Linked DNA regions of Homo sapiens: region 2 is linked to region 1. Evidence: read pairs that join two places in POLR2A ChIA-PET (ENCODE). Cell type or tissue: OCI-LY7. All regions are shown on one strand.

Region 1 (2,500 bases):
CTACTTTTAGTACAGAATACTTTGGAGGTGTTTCTGACTCTTACATCTTTTGTAAAATACATTGGAAAATGTATCTCAGTATATTTTATGCATCTTTGATTAATTTAAATTGGGCTTGATCGTGCTATACAAAAAACACAAAAACAAAAAAAGGGGTTAAGGCCGGGCATGGTGGCTCATGCTTATAATCTCAGCACTTTGGGAGGCCAAGGTGGGTGGATCAGTTGAGGTCAGGAGTTCAAGACTAGCCTGGCCAACATGGCAAACCCCTGTCTCTACTAAAAATGCAAAAATTAGCTGGAGGTGGCGCACACCTGTAATCCCAGCACTTTGAGAGGCCAAGGCGGGTGGATCCCTTGAGGTCGGGAGTTCAATACCAGTCTGACCAACATGGTGAAACCCCGTCTCCACTAAAAATACAAATAATTAGCTGGGCGTGGTGGCCAACGCCTGTAACCCCACCTACTAGAGAGGCTGAGGCAGGAGAATTGCTTGAACCCGGAAGGCAGAGGTTGCAGTGAACCGAAATTGCGCCACTGCACTCCAGATCAAAACAAACAAACAAAAACCAAGTTAAATAGAACAGCCTCTCGAGTCCTTTTAATTTAGCATTCTTGTCCCCTCATGTCACTCTGCTAACAACGTTCTATGTCTTCCCTCCTCCTGGAGGTGTTTTAGTCCATTTGGGCTCTTCTAACAAACATCATAAGCCGAGTAGCTTATAAACAACAGACACTTATTGGTCGCAGTTCTGGAAGCTAAGAAGCCCAGCGCCTCAGTGACTGGTGAGGGCCCGCCTCCCCACCCAGGGCACCTTCTTGCTGTGTCCTCACAGGGCAGAAGACACGAACGCTGGTCTCTTCAGCTCTGTATAAATTTTCTAATCCCATTGATGAGGGCTCCACGCTCATGACCTCGTTGCCTCCAAAGGCCTCAGCTCCTAATATCATGGGGGATTAGGTTTCAACACAGGACTTTTGTGGGGACACAAACGTTCAGTCCATAGCAGAAAGCAAAAGCCAAAGTCCTTTACAAAACCACCCACGAGGCTGCTGGTGATCTGTGTTTTCCTCTCTCCCCTCTCTCCTCTCCTACCCACTCCCATCATTCCCCGCAGGCCTGAATTCTTTTGTCTTCCTCCCCCAACCTCCCCAGCTTTATGGAGGTATAATTGGTATACGATAACTGCATATAGGCCGGGCACGGTGGCTCACGCCTGTAATCCTAGCACTCTGGGAGGCCGAGATGGGTGGATTGCCTGAGCTCAGTAGTTCACGACCAGCCTGGGCAACATGGTGAAACCCTGTCTCTACAAAAATACAAAAAAAAAAAAAAAAAAAAAATCAGCCGAGGGTGGTGGTGAACGCCTGTGATCCCAGCTACGAGGGAGGCTGAGGCACAAGAATTGCTTGAACCCGGGAGGCGGGGGTTGTAGTGAGCTGAGACGGTTCCACTGCACTCCAGCCTGGGCAACAAAGTGAAACTTTGTCTCAAAAAAAAAGAAAACCCTGCATATAACTAATAAATCTATACATATTTGGTGAGTTTGGACAGACATACACACGCATGCTACCATCACCACATTCAGGAAAATGAACATATCCATTACCTCCAACAGTTTCCTTGTGTACCTTTGTCCTTTTTTTTCTTTTTCATTTTCCCTTTTTTTTTTTTTTTGAGGTGGAGTTTTGCTCTTGTTGCCCAGGCTGGAGTGCAATGGCGCAATCTCGGCTCACCGCAACCTCTGCCTCCAAGGCTCAAGCGATTCTCCTGCCTGAGCCCCTCTAGTAGCTGGGATTACAGGCGCCTGCCACCGAACCCGGCTAATCTTGTATTTTTAGTAGAGACCATGTTGGTCAGGCTGGTCTCAAACTCCCGACCTCAGGTGATCCGCCCGCCTTGGCCTCCCAAGGTGCTGGGATTACAGGCTTGAGCCCACACTGCTCCCGGCTCTTTTTCTTTTTCTTTCTTTCTTTCTTTTTTTTTTTTTTTTTAGACGGAGTCTCGCTCTGTTGCCCGGGCTGGAGTGCAGTGGTGCGATCTCGGCTCACTGCAAGCTCCGCCTCCAGGGTTCACGCCATTCTCCTGCCTCAGCCTCCCGAGTAGCTGGTATTACAGGCGCACGCTGCCACGCCCAGCTAATTTTTTGTATTTTTAGTAGAGATGGGGTTTCACTGTGTTAACCAAGATGGTCTTGATCTCCTGACCTCATGATCCGCCCGCCTCGGCCTCCCACAGTGCTGGGATTATAGGCGTGAGCCACCGCGCCCGGCCTTTTTTTTTTTTTTTTTTTTTTGAGACGAAGTTTTGCTTTGTCCCCCAGGCTGGAGTTCAGTGGCTCAGTCTCAGCTCACTGCAACCTCCGCCTCCCAGGTTCAAGTGATTCTCCTGCCTCAGGCTCCTGAGTAGCTGGGATTACAGGCGGCCACCACCACGCCTGGCTATTTTTTGTGTTTTTAGTAGAGATGGGGTTTCAACATGTTGGCCAGGCTGGTCTCGA
Region 2 (2,500 bases), 110 kb before region 1:
CTAACCTCAAGTGACCCACCCTCCTTGGCCTCCCAAAGTGCTGGGATTACAGGCATGCGTCACCAAGCCCGGCCTGAACCTTTAACATATTAATCACAGTTCTTTAAATTCCTTGATAATTACAAAACACCCATTATCATATATCTAAGTCTGGTTCTGATGCTTGCTTTGTCTCTTCGGGCTGTTTTTCTTGCCTATTAGCATGTCTTGTCATTTTTTGTTGGAAGCCAGACATGATAGTAATCAGCTACTAGTGTGAGGCTTTACCCCAATCTGGCTAGGAGTAGGGCTGTGTTTAATGTTTGCTGTAGCTGTAGGTGCCAGATTCCTCTTCAGGCTTCCCTAAGAACTTGTCCTTAAATAGAGTCTCCACCTTGTAGGTCTTCCAGCTGCAAGCCGCTGTCAGTTGGTCTGAGTTGTATTCCTGTTGATGTGGTGGTGAGGGATGGGTGAGGAGAATTCTATCAACTTACGATGAAATCTCAGTCTTTTAGTGGACCTGTGTCAATGGGCTGTGACCTTCACAAGTGTTTTTCAGCTTTTTCCATCCGTTGAGATAAGACCAGACTAGCGGCCACTGAAATTGGCCTTTTTATGAAGAATGCACTAGCATATTTCAAAAGCGTTGCTTTCCCCTTCCCCTGTTAAACCAACCTTGCTTGGCTCTTCACCAGAATAACCCCGTGGGGTTCCTAGGAGTAAAACCGGAGGAAGTGTGAGGGACCGCCTAAGACTGCAGGCCTCCAGGAGTTTCTCACTCTCATGACAGTCCACACGCAGCCTCCACCAATTTGTCAAAATTAACAAATATTTCTTGCAGTTTATGGCTCCAGGAGCAACCGGAGTGATGACTTCCAAGCGCTTACCTTTTGAGCTGAAACTGGAAGGCTGCTTTACCTATCTAAGCCTCCATTTCCTTACTTGTGGAAAGCGGGTAACAGAGGCACCTACCACATAGATTTATTGTAAGGATTAAAGGACATAATACACGTAAAACATTCAGCCCAGTGCCTACTTCAGAGTAAGTGCTCTATAAATGTTAACCATTGGGGAGTTTTTCCCAACATTTTTAAGTGCTTCCTTCATGAAATTCTTCCTACTTGGCTTTTGTGACACTATTTGCTCATTTTCCCATGATTTTGCAATTGTGCTTTCAATCTTATTCACAAGTTATTTTTCTCTGTTCAATTACTGATTTTTACCCAGAGTTCTGATCCTAGTCACTTCTCCTTTCAGTCAACATTTTTTTTTGGCGGTGGGGTGGTGGGGTGGGGACAGAGAGTCTCACTCTGTCATCCAGGCTGGAGTGCAATGGCGTGATCTCGGCTCACTGCAACCTCTGCCTCCCCAGGTTCAAGCGATTCTCCTGCCTCAGCCTCTCAAGTAGCTGGGATTACAGACGCCTGCCACCACACCTGGCTAATTTTTGTGTTTTGGGTAGAGAGGGGGTTTTGCCATGTTGGTCAGGCTGGTCTCGAACTGCCTACCTCAGGTAATCCACCCGCCTGGGCCTCCCAAGGTGCTGGGATTACAGGCGTGAACCACCACGCCCGGCCTCAGTCAACAAAATTGTATCCATTTTTTCTGGACATTCTCAACCATTCCCAAGACTACAACCACTTACAGAGGAATACATTCAAGCGATCCAACACACATCATTCTCATTTTTCATTCAACAGATATTTAGGTACCAAGCACACAGTGCTGCCTATGTTATATCTCAACCTGAATGCCTCACAGGCACCCAAACTCAACATGTGCAAGACTAGAACTATTATTTACATAACTCTACTATTCCTCTTTATTCTTTGTTACCCAATCAGAAACCGTGTCCCTGACCTGACTCAATATTCATATCTGTCCTATTACAAAATCTATCCATTTCCTCTAGCCTATCTCCTTGTTTCATTCCTGACTTCCATTACTTTGGTTCAGGGTTTTATCTTTCTGGACTACTATACTGGGACAAACCTGGAGTCCCAAACCTGGAGTCCATCTAATCCACTGAGCACACTTGCCCAAGTGATTTTTCTAGACAACAAATATGATTGTCTCTTGCTAAAAAAAACTTTATTTTTTATTTTTTCATTTTTATTTTTTAGACAGAGTCTCATTCTGTCAGCCACGCTGGAGTTCAGTGGTGCAATCCTGGCTCACTGCAACCTCCACCTCCCGGGTTCAAGTGATTATCCTGCCTCAGCCTCCCATCTTGTTAAAAACTTTTTTTTTTTTTTTTTTGAGACGGAGTCTCGCTGTGTTGCCCTTGCTGGAGTGCAGTGGCGTGATCTCGGCTCACTGCAACCTCCACCTCCTGGGTCCACGCCATTGTCCTGCCTCAGCCTCCCAAGTACCTGGGACTACAGGCACCTGCCACCACGCCCAGCTAATTTTTTTTTTTTTTTTTTTTTTTTTTTTTAGTAGAGACGGGGTTTCACCGTGTTAGCCAGAATGGTCTTGATCTCCTGACCTCGTGATCCACCTGCCTCGGCCTCCCAAAGTG

The links. ChIA-PET counts read pairs that join two places held together with the same protein. Peaks named below come from ENCODE experiments on the same cell type or tissue, not always from the same donor. Only the 100,000 strongest peaks of a DNase experiment are listed, where the experiment ranks them.
Region 2: POLR2A ChIA-PET joins it to region 1 with 5 read pairs; 29 of 35 experiments call an interaction of 5 or more read pairs at or near these places.

What each region holds. Positions count from the first base shown.
Region 1 is chr1:244,867,583-244,870,082 of GRCh38, reverse strand. All of the region lies in intron 2 of LOC124904588 (UPF0764 protein C16orf89-like), which reads left to right. Among named protein-coding and RNA genes, the nearest start is that of HNRNPU, 4.3 kb to the right of the region's middle. RefSeq lists an enhancer at 813-1,412. In OCI-LY7, no CTCF peak of the experiment used is centred here; no DNase peak of the experiment used is centred here; H3K27ac peaks cover 223 bases.
Region 2 is chr1:244,979,957-244,982,456 of GRCh38, reverse strand. All of the region lies in intron 2 of DRC8 (dynein regulatory complex subunit 8), which reads right to left. Among named protein-coding and RNA genes, the nearest start is that of EFCAB2-AS1, 10 kb to the right of the region's middle. In OCI-LY7, no CTCF peak of the experiment used is centred here; no DNase peak of the experiment used is centred here.